2 separate regions of the Homo sapiens genome follow, and region 2 is linked to region 1. A link is a loop called in an ENCODE intact Hi-C map of the cell type or tissue named here. Cell type or tissue: heart right ventricle. All regions are shown on one strand. Each heading gives the region's core, and the rest is flanking DNA. Links, peaks and the distances in the headings are about the cores only. Region 1 has its middle 82 kb from the start of TFRC. Region 2 overlaps LOC124906253 (keratinocyte proline-rich protein-like).

Evidence for each region. Peaks named below come from ENCODE experiments on the same cell type or tissue, not always from the same donor. Only the 100,000 strongest peaks of a DNase experiment are listed, where the experiment ranks them.
Region 2: it touches region 1 in a loop (11-fold over the local background); 10 of 110 quality-filtered maps call a loop at or near these places.

The regions. Positions count from the first base shown.
Region 1 is chr3:195,996,154-196,004,389 of GRCh38, reverse strand. It overlaps the pseudogene LOC100131360. Among named protein-coding and RNA genes, the nearest start is that of TFRC, 82 kb to the left of the region's middle. In heart right ventricle, for the core only: no CTCF peak of the experiment used is centred there; a DNase peak (open chromatin) is centred at 3,627; H3K27me3 peaks cover 436 bases.
Region 2 is chr3:195,938,428-195,947,038 of GRCh38, reverse strand. The region is part of intron 3 of LOC124906253 (keratinocyte proline-rich protein-like); the gene reads left to right. It also overlaps the pseudogene LOC124906254. Among named protein-coding and RNA genes, the nearest start is that of TNK2, 34 kb to the right of the region's middle. RefSeq lists enhancers at 5,773-6,442, 6,443-7,113. In heart right ventricle, for the core only: no CTCF peak of the experiment used is centred there; no DNase peak of the experiment used is centred there.

The sequences.
Region 1 (8,236 bases), core at 1-8,000:
GCTGCAGACCCGGAGAGGAGCTGATGTTCTAGATTGAGGGTCATGCAGCTGAAGACTCGGGGAGGAGCTGATGTTGTAGTTTGAGGGTCGCGCTGTTGAGGACTCGGGGAGGAGCTGATGTTCACGTTGAGGGTCTTTCAGCTGGAGACTCAGGGAGGAGCTCATGTTCTAGTTTTAGATTGTTGCAGCTGAAGACTCAGGGAGGAGCTGATGTTCTAGATTGAGGGTCGTGCAGCTGAAGACTCAGGGAGGAGCTGATGTTGTTCGCATTGAGGGTCTTTCAGGTGGAGACTCAGGGAGGAGCTGATAATCTTGACTGAGGGTCATGGAGCTGGAGTCCCGGACAGGAGCTGATATTCTAGTTAGTGGATCTTCCAGTTGCAGACCCAGGGAGGAGATGATGTTCTACTTTTATGTTCTTGCAGCTGCAGACCTGGAGAGGAGCTGATGTTCTAGATTGAGGGTCATGTAGCTGAAGACTCGGCGAGGAGCTGATGTTGTAGTTTTAGGGTCATGCAGTGGAGGACTCGGGGAGGAGCTGATGTTGTTCTCATTGAGGGTCTTTCAGGTGGAGACTCGGGGAGGAGCTGATGTTCTACTCTTAGGTTCTTGCAGCTGCAGACGCGGAGAGGAGCTGATGTTCTAGATTGAGGGTCGTGCAGCTGAACTCGGGGAGGAGCTGAAGTTGTAGTTTGAGGGTCGCGCTGTTGAAGACTCGGGGAGGAGCTAATGTTGTTTGCGTTGAGAGTCTTTCAGCTGGAGACTCAGGGAGGAGCTGATAATCTTGACTGTGGGTCATGGAGCTGGAGACCCGGACAGGAGCTAATGTGCTAGTTAGTGGATCTTCTAGCTGCAGACACGGAGAGGAGCTGATGTTCTAGATTGAGGGTCGTGCAGCTGAAGACTCGGCGAGGAGCTCATATTGTAGTTTGAGGGTCATGCAGTTGAGGACTCAGGGAGGAGCTGATGTTGTTCTCGTTGAGGGTCTTTCAGGTGGAGATTCAGGGAGGAGCTGATAATCTTGATTGAGGGTCATGGAGCTGGAGACCCGGACAGGAGCTGATGTTCTAGTTAGTGGATCTTCCAGCTGCAGACCCAGGGAGTAGGTGATGTTCTACTTTTAGGTTCTTGCAGCTGCAGACCTGGAGAGGAGCTGATGTTCTAGATTGAGGGTCGTGCAGCTGAAGACTCGGGGAGGAGCTGATGGTCTAGTTTGAGGGTCGCACTGTTGAGGACTTGGGGAGGAGCTAATGTTGTTTGCATTGAGAGCCTTTCAGCTAGAGACTCAGGGAGGAGCTGATAATCTTGATTGAGGGTCATGGAGCTGGAGACCTGGACAGGAGCTAATGTTCTAGTTAGTGGATCTTCTAGCTGCAGACGCGGAGAGGAGCTGATGTTCTAGATTGAGGGTCGTGCAGCTGAAGACTCGGGGAGGAGCTGATGTTCTAGATTGAGGGTCCTGCAGCTGAAGACTCGGGGAGGAGCTGGTGTTGTAGTTTGAGGGTGGTGCAGTTGAGGACTCGGGGAGGAGCTGATGTTGTTCACATTGAGGGTCTTTCAGCTGGTGATTCAGGGAGGAGCTGATAATCTTGATTGAGGGTCATGGAGCTGGAGACCCAGACAGGAGTTGATGTTCTAGTTAGTGGATCTTCCAGCTGCAGACCCAGGGAGGAGCTGATGTTCTAGTTTGAGGGTCGTGCAGCTGAAGACCTGGGGTGGAGCTGATGTTCTAGATTGAGGGTCGTGCAGCTGCAGACCTGGGGAGGAGCTGATGTTCTAGTTTGAGGGTCTTGCAGCTGCAGACTTGGGGAGGAGATGATGTTTTTCGCGTTGAGGGTCTTTCAGTTGGAGACTCAGGGAGGAGCTGATGTTCTAGATTTAGAGTCACGGAACTGGAGACCTGGAGAGAAGATGATGTTCTAGTTTCAGGGTCTTGCAGCTGCAGATCCAGAGAGGAGCTGATGTTCTAGATTGAGGGTCATGCTGCTGAAGACTCGGGCAGGAGCTGATGTTCTAGTTTGAGGGTCTTGCAGCTGCAGACCTGGAGAGGAGCTGATGTTCTAGTTTGAAGGTCTTGCAGCTGCAGACCTGGAGAGGAGCTGATGTTCTAGATTGAGGGTCATGCAGGTGAAGACTCAGGGAGGAGCTGATGTTCTAGTTTGAGGGTCTTGCAGCTGCAGACCTGGAGAGGAGCTGATGTTCCAGTTTGAGGGTCTTGCAGCTGCAGACCTGGAGAGGAGCTGATGTTGTAGTTTGAGGGTCTTGCAGCTGCAAACCTGCAGAGGAGCTGATGTTCTAGATTGAGGGTCATGCAGGTGAAGACTCAGGGAGAAGCTGATGTTCTAGTTTGAGGGTCTTCTGCAAACCTGGAGAGGAGCTGATGTTCTAGATTGAGGGTCGTGCAGCTGAAGACTCGGGAGGAGCTGAGGTTCTAGATTAAGGGTCGTGCAGCTGAAGACTCGGGGAGGAGCTGAGGTTCTAGTTTGAGAGTCATGCAGCTGAAGACTCGGGAGGAGCTGATGTTCTAGATTGAGGGCCCTACAGCTGCAGACCCAGAGAGTATCTGATGTTCGAGATTGAGGGTCATGCAGCTGAAGACTCCGGGAGGAGCTGAGTTGGTAATTTGAGGGTCTTGCAGCTGCCGACTCGGGGAGGAGCTGATGTTCTAGTTTGAGGGCCCTACAGTTGGAAATCTGTACAGGAGCTGATGTTCTAGTTTGAGGGTCGTGCAGCTGAAGACTCGGGGAGGAGCTGATATTCTAGTTTGAGGGCTCTGCAGCTGGAGGTGCAGACAGGAGCTGATGTTGTAGTTTGAGGGTCGTACAGCTGAAGATTCAGGGAGGAGCTGCTCATGTATTTTTAGGGTCATGGAGCTGCAGACCTGGAGAGGAGCTGATGTTAAAGATTGAGGGTCATGCAGCTGAAGACTCTGGGAGGAGCTGACGTTCTAATTTGAGGTCCCTACAGGTGGACACCCAGAGAGGAGCTTATGTTCTAGATTGAGGGTCATGCAGCAGAAGACTCGGGGAAGAGCTGAGGTTGTAGTTTGAGGGTCGTGCAGCTGGAGAACCAGACAGGAGCTGATGTTGTAGATTGAGTGTCGTGCAGCTGAAGACTCGGGGAGGAACTGATGTTGTTCGCTTTGAGGGTCTTTCAGTTGGAGACTCAGGAAGGAGCTGATGTTCTAGATTTAGGGTCATGGAACTGGAGACCTGGAGGGAAGCTGATGTTGTAGTTTGAGGGTCTTGCAGCTGCAGAACTGGAGAGAAGCTGATGTAGTTTCAGGGTCTTGCAGCTGCAGACCCAGAGAAGAACTGATGTTCTAGATTGAGGGTCACGCAGCTGAAGACTTGGGGAGAAGCTGATGTTCTAACTTGAGGGTCGTGCAGCTGAGGACTCGGGGAGGAGCTGATGTTGACGGCTGTGCAGCTGGAGATCCGGCGGGGAGCTGATGTTCCGGTTTGAGGGCCGGGGAGCTGATGTTCCAGTTTGATGGCCATGCAGCTGGAGACTCTGATGGGAGCTGATGTTGCAATTTGAGGGCCATGCAGCTGGAGACCTCGTGGGGAGGTGATGTCCCAGTTTGAGGGCCATGCAGCTGGTGACCTGGCAGGGAGCTGATGTTCCAGTTTGAGGTCCGTGCTCCTGGAGACCTGGCGGGGAGCTGATGTTCCAGTTTGAGGGCTGTGCATGTGGAGACCTGGGCAGGGAGCTGATGTTCCAGTTTAAGGCCATGCAGCTGTATACCCGGTGGGGAGTTGATGTTCCAGTTTGAGGGCTGTGCATCTGGAGACCCGGTGGGGAGCCAGTGTTGCAGGTTGAGGGCCATGGAGCTGGAGACCCGGGGGGGAGCTGAAGTTCCAGGTTGACGCGGTGTAGCTGGAGACCCAGGGGGGAACCGATGTTGCAGTTTGAGGGCCGTGCAGCTGGAGACCCTGTGGGGAGCTGATGTTCCTGTTTGAGAGCCGTGCAGCTGGAGATCTGGTGGGGAGCTGATGTTCCAGTGTGAGGGCCGTGCAGCTGGAGACCTGGTGGGGAGCTGATGTTCCAGTTTGAGGGCCGTGCAACTGGATACCCGGCAGGGAGCTGATGTTCCAGTTTGAGGGCCGTGGAGCTGGAGACCCGGGTTGGGGGGAGCTGATGTTCCAGGTTGAGGGCTGTGGAGCTGGAGACCCGGGTTCGGGGGAGCTGATGTTCCAGGTTGAGGGCCATGCTGCTGGAGACCCAGCGGGGAGCTGATGTTGCAGTTTGAAGTGGTGCAGCTGGAGACCCAGGGGGGAACTGATGTTGCAGTTTGAAGCGGTGCAGCTGGAGACCCAGCGGGGAACTGATGTTGCAATTTGAGGGCCATGCAGCTGGAGACCCTGTGGGGAGCTGATGTTCCTGTTTGAGGGCCTGGGAGCTGATGTTCCTGTTTGAGGGCCTGGGAGCTGATGTTCCAGTTTAAGTCCATGCAGCTGGAGACCCTGTGGGGAGCCGATGTTCCAGTTTGAGGGCCGTGCATCTGGAGATCTGGTGGGGAGCTGATGTTGCAGGTTGAGGGCCGTGGAGCTGGAGACCTGGTTGGGGAGCTGATGTTCCAGTTTGAGGGCCGTGAAGCTGGAGACCCGGGGGGGAACTGATGTTGCAGTTTGAGGGCCATGCAGCTGGGTACCTGGCTGAGAGCTGATGTTGCAGTTTGAGGGCTGTGCACCTGGAGCCCCGGGGTGGAGCTGATATTCCAGTTTGAGGGCCGTGCAGCTGGAGACCTGACGGGAGCTGATGTTCCAGTTTGCAGGCCGTGCATCTGGAGACCCGGCAGGGAGCTGATGTTCCAGTTTGAGGGCCGTGCATCTGGAGTCCCAGTGGAGAGCTGATGTTGCAGGTTGAGGGCTGTGCACCTGGAGCCCCAGGGTGGAACTGATATTCCAGTTTGAGGGCCATGCACCTGGAGATCTGGTGGGGAGCTGATGCTCCAGTTTGAGGGCCAAGCAGCTGGAGACCCGGCAGGGAGCTCATGTTCCAGTTTGCAGGCAGTGCAGCTGGAGACCCGGCGGGTTGCTGATGTTCCAGTTTGAGGTCCATGCAGCTGGAGATCTGGTGGGGAGCTGATGTTCCAGTTTGAGGGCCCTGCAGCTGGAGACCCATGGGGATCTGATGTTCCAGTTTGAGGGTGGTGCAGCTAGCGACCCAGGCGGGAGCTGATGTTCTAGTTTTAGGGCCCTGCAGCTGGAGACCCGGGGAGGAGCTGACGTTCCCGTTTGAGGGCTGTGCAGGTGGAGACCTGGGGAGGAGCTGATGTTGTTCTAATTTGAGTGTGGTGCAGCTGGAGATCCAGGGATGAGATGGTCTTGCGGTTCAAATATGGGGGTCCCGGAGCTGGAATCTACGTGAGGAACCAATGCTGCCTCTGATGTCTTAGGTTGTGGAGCTGGGAACTCACGGAGGAGCTGGTATTGGTGTTTCTAGTTGAGGGTCGTGGTATTTCCAGGGTTTCACAAAGGCCAGATTTTATTTCAGTTACTCAGAAGAGAAAGAAAATGTCTTCTGAAAGAGGTGAACTCAGTCATTACCAATAGAAAAAGTATCCACTGTATTCATCTCTTATACAAACAGAAAAATATAACATTTTCCCCCTTAGAATAATATATATATATATACACAACTTAAGGTTCCATTGTATGTAGCCGAACAATACAATCTGGAAACCAGCATGAAACCCTATTATTCACATGTTAAAATGTTGAAACTATGACCAAAATATGAAAACTGCTAGAGCTATCAGAAAGACACAAGACAAAAAGCTTCTTGCATATGTATAAACTAAATGTGATAATCTCAAAAAACTGTTCAAAATTATAATTACTTTCCAGTTTAAAAACTTTAATCCTAAATTTTTAAAAAAAATCTATATACAAACCACTGATTTGCCCAGACCAAAAAAAGAAAGAAAGAAAGAAAGAAAGAAAGAAATCAGTGGTAACGTAAGCAGGACCCAGAGGAGCTGATATTCACAGTTCTTACATGGACAACTCTTTCAGGAATTATCCATAAAGTACTTTATTTTACAACCTGCTTTTCTTGTAAAACTAAAGGTGCGCGTTTTAACATAAAAGTTTTATACGGTGTTAAAACCAGAACTGTGTGTAAAATACTGCATGTAAATGTTTCTAAATAGTCTTGTTCCATTGGTTCATCGGTGACTTCTGTGGCTTCGTCATCATTTTCCATGGATGATTCTGAAAGAATCTCTCCAGTTTTACTGGAATTGGATCCTACTAATTCTTCTGTTTCACGGCAGTCAGAAGAACCACTACTTTCAGGGCCTTCGTTTTCACTACCTTCAGAATGTAGTAAATCTTTCTCAGCTTGAGACACATCAGATTCCTCCATTTCATTATTTTCCTCAGAAGTCTCTTCATTCACAGTTGAGGCATCATCAGATTCTTTTTCTTGTTTATTTCTTTCTGGGATCATTTCTCTTGATGTCATAAAAGACTCTAAAACTAAGCAAATGTTGTTGTACTTAAATTTTATTTTCAAAATACCTCCACAGTTAAGTTTCATGAATTCTGATGTTCTGTAGTTCAAATCACATCCCCTGAAATTCAGCAGCAACTGCATACAGGTGGGAGAAAAGCCCAGCGTCGGCATTACAAGGAGTTCCATGATGTACAGTTCTTTCACGAAAACAATGAATGCAAGAATTTGAGGATCTCCTTACTCCTCCCTTTTACAGATGGTCTCTCAATCCCTTCTTCTTCCTCTTCATCTTCTTCATCCTCTTCTGAACGCGCTGCCGGGTACCACGGCTTTCTTTGTCTTTATCATGGGATGAAGGTGATGCTTCTGTTTCTTCTACCACAACTGAAGAAATTTCGCTGCAAGTCGCTTGACTGGCTATTTCTCCGACTTCGCCTTTTTGTCAAACCTGAGTCTTTTTACCTCATGCCCCTCAGCTTCCACAGCATCTTCATCTGGATGTTTATTTCTCAAAGGGCTCACTGAGGAAACTTCTGATTCAGATGTCGAAGAGTCACTGTGAGTTTTCTCTTCATTTTGCTGCAAATTTGCCTCTTTGCTGTCTGTGCTATCAGGCCACCCATTTGTTGTCATGGGGGCTGACAGAGAAACCTTTGGTCGATTACGTGGCCTGGGTGTCCCAGGCCCATTTATATTAGACCTCTCAGTATAGCTTGGTGCATTTCCAGGAAACATCACACCATTCATTCGATTTAAACTATTGGAATTGTTTTTCTCTGAAGAAGGATAAACACAGCTAACAACCATCACGTTCTTTTCTACTCCTCTGAGAAATTTGTCTGTTCCTGTATAGTTTCTCCTTGGATCTGTTAACAATTCAATAGTCGCTGAATAGTAAAAGGGATACGGTTAAATCCAGTGACAGTTTTCAGTATTCTTCCCTTTGTTGCATCAAAGGGAATATATTCGACATTAGGGTTGGGAGGACCTCTTGGCACAGGAGCTGAAGTTCTGAAATCATCCATCACTTTCTCCAGTTTGAAAATAAAATAGCCTTTAAATTGGGACCACGGAATCTGTTTCTCCAGTCTTGGCTACATGACAAAGGAGCTGATCCAGGACAGGACAGACTTTCTTTTTCGCCTCTTCTCAAAATCTTCCAGTGCCTCCTGGAGCCTGTCGACGTCCATGGCTTCCCGGAGTCCCTCACAGCCTCCGCCTCCCTCCGCGGGTCTCTTGGGGACCGGAACGCCTCCCCCCACCCCCCGACGTCCTCCCACTCCCTCGCACACCCTCCAGCACGCAGGCCAAGTGGGGTGGGGGGGAACGAAGGGAGCCAGGGGAAGCGTGTGAGAGAGTGAGACCGACAGAGTGAGCACCTCCCCAAGCCGCTACCACCAGCCCTCCAACATGGCGCCTGGCACGTCACCCTAAAAAGTCATTTCTTGGAGAAGCGATGGATGACAGAGATTAATCTGAGAGTTACTATTAATGGAGAAACTTAGAACTTACCATTTTTCCTGTGAGGTTTCGGTGCTGATACTTCTATTCTGTGAGTTCTGGCAATTGTGTCCGTTCACCCAGCCTGGTGATGCAGCAGGTGTCACAGAAGGACCCTGTCCCAGCTGGTCCTGCTCCACTGCTAGGATGGTGTGGCCTCTGATCTGTGACCGTGTCTTGAGGGGAGACCAGGCCCTTGATCACAAGCGTATCCATGGTGAGGTTCCGTGGATGGAAGCTCATGGATGTTCCTTCCTGATGTTCATCTGCCACC
Region 2 (8,611 bases), core at 1-8,000, 57 kb after region 1:
GTTCCCATCCTTAGCCTGGAGTCAAGGCCAGACTAGATCAGCCTAAGCCCAGCCATGCCACAGGTGCAGTAGTGAAGAGCAAATGCTAACTGTCCATGGAATTGACTTTCAAAGGGGCGTGTCATGTGCCTCATCCCAGCAACAGGGAAGGCATTTCTCTATCAGTCAGTTGGTAAATGATTATTGACAAACAATGTGCTGGGAAGGTGGAGTGATTTGAGTAGATTTGGCCTCTATTCTCATGGAGCTTCCTTTCTAGAGGGGAAGACACATGATGGATGGATAAATATAAATGATTCTAATAGGTTGGTGCAGCAGTCATTAAAAGTAATGGCAAAAAAAAAAAAAAAAAAGAAACGGGGAGGAGCCATTGCTGCCGTTCATTAATAGTAATGGCAAAACCCGCGATGACTTGTGCGCCAACCTAACCCAGTAACCAGGGGTGTGCAAATGTGGCGATGGGCAAGTTCCGAGTGCTAGGAGAGCATCTAGCTTCCCGGAGTCAGGAGACGGGGGTTGGCAACCTAACCAAGGTTAAGTCCAAGTGAGGGGGGTGGGCAGGGAGCGATATTTCAGTGGAGACTCCAAGGATGAATGGTATTTAGAGAGTAAACCCCGATAGAGAGGGTGTGTGTCTGGCACAGAGAAGAGCCTGTGCAAAAGCTGGTGGGGCGAGAGGACACCGTGTGTTCATCCACCTGAGGGGCGACCAGCAGGCTGGAGCTCAGCGGGTTGAGAGGAGGATGCAGAGCCCGGGAAAGGCACCCTAGGCAGAGGGCACAGAAGTGCAAAGGCCTGGAGTCAGGCCTGAGCCTGTGTGGTTTGAGGAACGGACAGAGGCCTGTCCGTCAGGAAGGGAATGGCACAGGGGAGAGACCTTAGGCCACAGCAGAGGGCAGGGCAGAGGGCAGGGCCGTGCTGGGCACTGTGGGCTGTGGATGGTGCTGGCATTTAAGAGGGGAGACCATAGACCAGGGCAGAGGGCAGGGCCGTGCTGGGCACTTTGGGCTGTGGATGGGAGCTGGCATTTATGCTCAGGTGATGGGAATGTGTTAAAAGATTTTAAGGAGGGGAGTAACAGTTGGGATTAATGTGTATTCTGGGAATCTCAACAAAGTAAATTCATAGTTTGAATTTTCATAAGACTTCTGCACAGGCAGAGAGAAATAAGATCGTGTCTACAGCTGTGTGATGATTTTATTGAAAAACTACTAAGTTTTTAAACGTGATTTCAAATGGTGTGTTTCTGTTTCACATTGGACATAAGTAGATTGCAAGGCTAATGGAAAGTAGAAAAGTTAACTCATGAACATAAAAGAGGTATCGATTTGAAAACAAAACATTTATTCATTTACTTCCGCTGCAGATTTCTTGACTGCTGAATTTCATGAGAAGGGATTGTTCAGGGAGGGACGTGGGGCTGAAGACCTGGAGAGGAGGTGGTGCTACCGCTGTTCAAATCTGAGGGTGGTGGAGATGGAGCCTTGGGGAGGAGCAGGTGCTGCCTTTTAAGTCTATGAGATTCGTTGAGCTGGAGGTCCAGGGAGGAGCCGGTGCTCCCACTGATGTCTTAGGTTGTGGAGCTGAAGACAATGAAGGAGCCAGTGTGGCTGTTCTGTGAGACTCGTGGAGCTGGAGATCCAGGTGGGAGAGGTGTTTTAGCTCGGGGAAGAGCTGATATTCTACCTTGAGGGTCCTGCAGCTGCAGATCCGGGGAGGAGCTGATGTTCTAGTTTGAGTGTCATGCAGCTGCAGACCCGGAGAGGAGCTGATGTTGTAGTTTGAGTGTCATGCAGCTGCAGACCTGGAGAGGAGCTGATGTTCTAGATTGAGGGTCGTGCAGCTGCAGACCTGGAGAGGAGCTGATGTTCTAGATTGAGGGTCGTGCACCTGCAGACCCGGGGAGGAGCTGATGTTCTAGTTTGAGGGTCTCCCAGCTGCAGACCTGGAGAGGAGCTGATGTTCTAGATTGAGGGTCATGCAGCTGCAGACCCGGAGAGGAGCTGATGTTCTAGATTGAGGGTCATGCAGCTGCAGACCCGGAGAGGTGCTGATGTTCTAGATTGAGGGTCATGCAGCTGCAGACCCGGAGAGGAGCTGATGTTCTAGATTGAGGGTCGTGCACCTGCAGACTCGGGGAGGAGCTGATGTTCTAGATTGAGTGTCATGCAGCTGCAGACCCGGAGAGGAGCTGATGTTCTAGATTGAGGTTCGTGCACCTGCAGACCCGGGGAGGAGCTGATGTTCTAGTTTGAGGGTCTCCCAGGTGCAGACCTGGAGAGGAGCTGATGTTCTAGATTGAGGGTCATGCAGCTGCAGACCCGGAGAGGAGCTGATGTTCTAGATTGAGGGTCTCCCAGCTGCAGACCCGGAGAGGAGCTGATGTTCTAGATTGAGGGTCTTGCACCTGCAGACCCGGGGAGGAGCTGATGTTCTAGTTTGAGGGTCGTGCAGCTGAAGACCTGTAGAGGAGCTGATGTTCTAGTTTGAGGGTCTTGCAGCTGAAGACTTGGGGAGGAGCTGATGTTGTTCGCGTTGAGGGTCTTTCAGTTGGAGACTCAGGGAGGAGCTGATGTTCTAGAATTAGGGTCATAGAACTGGAGCCCTGGAGAGAAGGTAATGTTCTAGTTTTAGGTTCTTGCAGCTGCAGACCCGGAGAGGAGCTGATGTTCTAGATTGAGGGTCATGCAGCTGAAGACTCGGGGAGGAGCTGATGTTCTAGTTTGAGGATCTTGCAGCTGCAGACCTGTAGAGGAGCTGATGTTCTAGATTGAGGGTCGTGCAGCTGAAGACTTGGGGAGGAGCTTTAGTTGTTCGCATTGAGGGTCTTTCAGTTGGAGACTCAGGGAGGAGCTGATGTTCTAGATTTAGGGTCACGGAACTGGAGACCTGGACAGAAGTTGATGTTCTAGTTTGAGTGTCTAGCAGCTGCAGATCCGGAGAGGAGCTGATGTTCTCATTTGAGGGTCTTGCAACTGCAGACCTGTAGAGGAGCTGATGTTCTAGATTGAGGGTCGTGCAGCTGCAGACCTGTAGAGGAGCTGATGTTCTAGATTGAGGGTCCTGCAGCTGAAGACTCGGGGTGGAGCTGATGTTGTAGTTGGAGGGTCATGCAGTTGAGGACTTCGGGAGGAGCTGATGTTGTTCGCGTTGAGGGTCTTTCAGCTGGAGACTCAGGGAGGAGCTGACAATCTTGATTGAGGTTCACGGAGCTGGAGACCCGGACAGGAGCTGATGTTCTAGCTAGTGGATCTTCCAGCTGCAGACCCAGAGAGGAGCTGATGTTCTAATTTTAGGTTCTTGCAGCTGCAGACCTGGAGAGGAGCTGATGTTCTAGATAGAGGGTCATGCAGCTGAAGACTCGGGGAGGAGCTGATGTTGTAGTTTGAGGGTCATGCAGTTGAGGACTTCAGGAGGAGCTGATGTTGTTCGCGTTGAGGGTCTTTCAGCTGGGGACTCAGGGAGGAGCTGATAATCTTGATTGAGGGTCATGGAGCTGGAGACCCAGACAGGATTTGATGTTCTAGTTAGTGGATCTTCCAGCTGCAGACCCAGGGAGGAGCTGATGTTCTAGTTTGAGGGTCGTGCAGCTGAAGACCCGGGGAGGAGCTGATGTTCTAGATTGAGGGTCGTGGAGCTGCAGACCCGGAGAGGAGCTGATGTTCTAGTTTGAGGGTCATGCAGCTGGAGACCTGGAGAGGAGCTGATGTTCTAGTTTGAGGTTCTTGTAGCTGCAGACCTGGAGAGGAGCTGATGTTCTAGATTGAGAGTCGTGCAGCTGTACACCTGGAGAGGAGCCAATGTTCTAGATTGAGACTCGTGCAGCTGCACACTTGGAGAGGAGCTGATGTTCTAGATTGATGGTCTTGCAGCTGCAGACCTGGAGAGGAGCTGATGTTCTAGTTTGAGGATCTTGGAGCTGCAGAGCCGGAGAGGAGCTGATGTTCTACTTTGAGGGTCATGCAGCTGGAGACGTGGAGAGGAGCTGATGTTCTAGTTTGAGGGTCATGCAGGTGAAGACTCGGTGAGGAGCTGATGTTCTACATGGAGGGTCTTGCAGCTGCAGAACTGTAGGAGAACTGATGTTCTAGTTTGAGGGTCTTGCAGCTGCAGACCTGGAGAGGAGCTGATGTTCTAGTTTGAGGGTCTTGCAGCTGCAAACCTGGAGAGGAGCTGATGTTCTAGATTGAGGGTCATGCAGCTGAAGACTCGGGGAGGAGCTGATGTTCTAGATTAAGGGTCATGCAGCTGAAGACTCAGGGAGGAGCTGAGGTTCTAGTTTGAGGGTCATGCAGCTGAAGACTCGGGAGGAGCTGAGATTCTAGTTTGAGGGTCATGCAGCAGAAGGCTCAGGGAGGAGCTGATGTTCTAGATTGAGGGCCCTACAGCTGCACACCTGAAGAGGAGTTGATGTTCGAGATTGAGGGTCGTGCAGCTGAATACTCAGAGAGGAGCTGATGTTATAGTTTGAGGGCCCTACAGCTGAAGACCCGGAGAGTATCTGATCTTCGAGATTGAGGGTCGTGCAGCTGAAGACTCCAGGAGGAGCTAAGGTGGTAATTTGAGGGTCTTGCAGCTGCTGACTTGGGGAGGAGCTGATGTTCTAGTTTGAGGGCCCTACAGTTGGAAATCTGTACAGGAGCTGATGTTCTAGTTTGAGGGTCGTGCAGGTGAAGACTCGGGGAGGAGCTGATATTCTAGTTTGAGGGCCGTGCAGCTAGAGATGCAGACAGGAGCTGATGTTGTAGTTTGAGGGTCGTACAGCTGAAGATTCAGGGAGGAGCTGCTGATGTATTTTTAGGGTCATGGAGCTGCAGACCCGGAGAGGAGCTGATGTTAAAGATTGAGGGTCATGCAGCTGAAGACTCTGGGAGGAGCTGACGTTCTAATTTGAGTTCCCTACAGGTGGACACCCAGAGAGGAGCTTATGTTCTAGATGAGGGTCATACAGCAGAAGACTCGGGGAAGAGCTGAGGTTGTAGTTTGAGGGTCGTGCAGCTGGAGAACCAGACAGGAGCTGATGTTGTAGATTGAGCGTCGTGCAGCTGAAGACTCGGGGAGGAGCTGATGTTGTTTGTTTTGAGGGTCTTTCAGCTGGAGACTCAGGGAGGAGCTGACGTTCTAGATTGAGGGTCTTGCAGCTGCAGACCCGGAGAGGAACTGATGTTCTAGATTGAGGGTCACGCAGCTGAAGACTTGGGGAGAAGCTGATGTTCTAACTTGAGGGTCGTGCAGCTGAGGACTCGGGGAGGAGCTGATGTTGACGGCTGTGCAGGTGGAGATCCGGCGGGGAGCTGATGTTCTGGTTTGAGGGCCGGGGAGCTGATGTTCCAGTTTGATGGCCGTGCACCTGGAGACCCAGGGAGGAACATCAAACTGGAACATCTGCTCCCCGCAGTGCCTCCAGCTGCATGGCTCCCAAACTGGAACATTGGTTCCCACCCGGGTCTCCAGCTGCACGGCCCTCAAACTGCAACATCGGCTACCCCCGAGTCTCCAGCTGCGCGGCCCTCAAACTGGAACATCAGCTCCCCACCGGGTCTCCAGCTTCACGGCCCTCAAACTGGAACTTCAGCTCCCCACCGGGTCTCCAGCTTCACGGCCCTCAAACTGGAACTTCAGCTCCCCACCGGGTATCCAGCTGCACGGCCCTCAGACTGGAACTTCAGCTCCCCACCGGGTATCCAGCGGCACGGCCCTCAGACTGGAACATCAGCTCCCCGCCGGGTCTCCAGCTGCACGGCCCTCAAACTGGAACTTCAGCTCCCCACCGGGTCTCCAGCTTCACGGCCCTCAAACTGGAACTTCAGCTCCCCACCGGGTATCCAGCTGCATGGCCCTCAGACTGGAACTTCAGCTCCCCACCAGGTCTCCAGCTGCACGGCCCTCAGACTGGAACATCAGCTCCCCGCCGGGTCTCCAGCTGCACGGCCCTCAAACTGGAATAGTTTGAACCCAGTGGGGATCTGATGTTCCAGTTTGAGGGCTGTGCAGCTGGAGACCCGGCAGGGAGCTGATGTTCCGGTTGTAGGGCTGTGCAGCTGGAGACCCGGGGGGAAGCTGATGGTCCAGTTGTAGGGCCGTGCTGCTGGAGACCCAAGGGTGGAGCTGATGTTCCAGTTTGAGGGCCGTGCAGTTGATGACCCGGCGGGGAGCTGATGTCCAAGTTTGAGGTCTGTGCAGCTGGAGACCCGCGGGGGAGCTGATGTTCCAGTTTGATGGCCATGCAGCTGGAGACTCTGATGGGAGCTGATGTTGCAATTTGAGGGCCATGCAGCTGGAGACCTGGCGGGGAGGTGATGTTCCAGTTTGAGGGCCATGCAGCTGGTGACCTGGCAGGGAGCTGATGTTCCAGTTTGAGGCCCGTGCTCCTGGAGACCTAGCGGGGAGCTGATGTTCCAATTTGAGGGCCGTGCACCTGGAGACCTGGCGGGGAGCTGATGTTCCAGTTTGAGGGCTGTGCAGCTGGATACCCAGCAGGGAGCTGATGTTGCAGTTTGAGGGCCGTGCACCTGGAGACCCGGCGGGAAGCTGATGTTCCAGTTTGAGGGCCGTGCAGCTGGAGACCTGGCGGGGAACTGATGTTCCAGTTTGAGGGCCGTGCATCTGGAGACCTGGGCGGGGAGCTAATGTTCCAGTTTAAGGCCATGCAGCTGTATACCCGGTGGGGAGTTGATGTTCCAGTTTGAGGGCCGTGCATCTGGAGACCCGGTGAGGAGCCAGTGTTGCAGTTTGAGGGCCGTGGAGCTGGAGACCCGGCGGGGAGCTGATGTTCCAGGTTGACGCGGTGTAGCTGGAGACCCGGGGGGAACTGATGTTGCAGTTTGAGGGCCGTGCATCTGGAGACCTGGTGGGGAGCCAGTGTTGCAGGTTGAGGACCGTGCAGCTGGAGACCCTGTGGGGAGCTGATGTTCCTGTTTGAGAGCCGTGCAGCTGGAGACCCTGTGGGGAGCAGATGTTCCTGTTTGAGAGCCGTGCAGCTGGAGACCCGGTGGGGAGCTGATGTTGCAAGTTGAGGGCTGTGCACCTGGAGCCCCGGGGTGGAGCTGATATTCCAGTTTGAGGGTCGTGCAGCTGGCGATCTGGTGGGGAGCTGATGTTCCAGTTTGAGGGCCATGCAGCTGGGGACCCGGCAGGGAGCTCATGTTCCAGTTTGCAGGCAGTGCACCTGGAGACCCGGCGGGGAGCTGATGTTCCAGTTTGAGGTCCGTGCAGCTGGAGATCTGGTGGGGGAGCTGATGTTCCAGTTTGAGGGCCCTGCAGCTGGAGACCCATGGGGATCTGATGTTCCAGTTTGAGGGTGGTGCTGCTGGCGACCCAGGCGGGAGCTGATGTTCTAGTTTTAGGGACCTACAGCTGGAGACCCGGGGAGGAGCTGATGTTCCCTTTCGAGGGCTGTGCAGGTGGAGACCTGGGGAGGAACTGATGTTGTTCTAATTTGAGTGTGGTGCAGCTGGAGATCCAGGGATGAGATGGCCCTGCGGTTCAAATATGAGGGTCCCGGAGCTGGACTCTACGTGAGGAACCAATGCTGCCTCTGATGTCTTAGGTTGTGGAGCTGGAAACTCGCGGAGGAGCTGGTATTGGTGTTTCTAGTTGAGGGTTGTGGTATTTCCAGGGTTTCACAAAGGCCAGATTTTATTTCAGTTACTCAGAAGAGAAAGAAAATGTCTTCTGAAAGAGGTGAATTCAATCATTACCAATAGAAAAAGTATCCACTGTATTTATCTCTTATACCAACAGAAAAATATAACATTTTCCCCCTTAGAATAATATATACATATATATAAAACTTAAGGTTCTATTGTATGTAGCCGAACAATACAATCTGGAAACCAGCATGAAACTCTATTATTCACATGTTAAAATGTTGAAACTATGACCAAAATATGAAAACTGCTAGAGCTATCAGAAAGACACAAGACAAAAAGCTTCTTGCATATGTATAAACTAAATGTGATAATCTCAAAAAACTGTTCAAAATTATAATTACTTTCCAGTTTAAAGACTTCAGTCCTAAATTAAAAAAAAAACTTCTATATACAAACCACTGATTTGCCCAGACCAAAAAAAGAAAGAAAGAAAGAAAGAGAAATCAGCGGTAAGGTAAGCAGGACCCAGAGGAGCTGATATTCACAGTTCTTACATGGACAACTCTTTCAGGAATTATCCATAAAGTACTTTATTTTACAACCTGCTTTTCTTGTAAAACTAAAGGTGCACGTTTTTACATAAAAGTTTTACACAGTGTTAAAACCAGAACTGTGTGTAAAATACTGCATGTATATGTTTCTAAATAGTCTTGTTCCAGTGGTTCATCGGTGACTTCTGTGGCTTCGTCATCATTTTCCATGGATGATTCTGAAAGAATCTCTCCAGTTTTACTGGAATTGGATCCTACTAATTCTTCTGTTTCACGGCAGTCAGAAGAACCACTACTTTCAGGGCCTTCGTTTTCACTACCTTCAGAATGTAGTAAATCTTTCTCAGCTTGAGACACATCAGATTCCTCCATTTCATTATTTTCCTCAGAAGTCTCTTCATTCACAGTTGAGGCATCATCAGATTCTTTTTCTTGTTTATTTCTTTCTGGGATCATTTCTCTTGATGT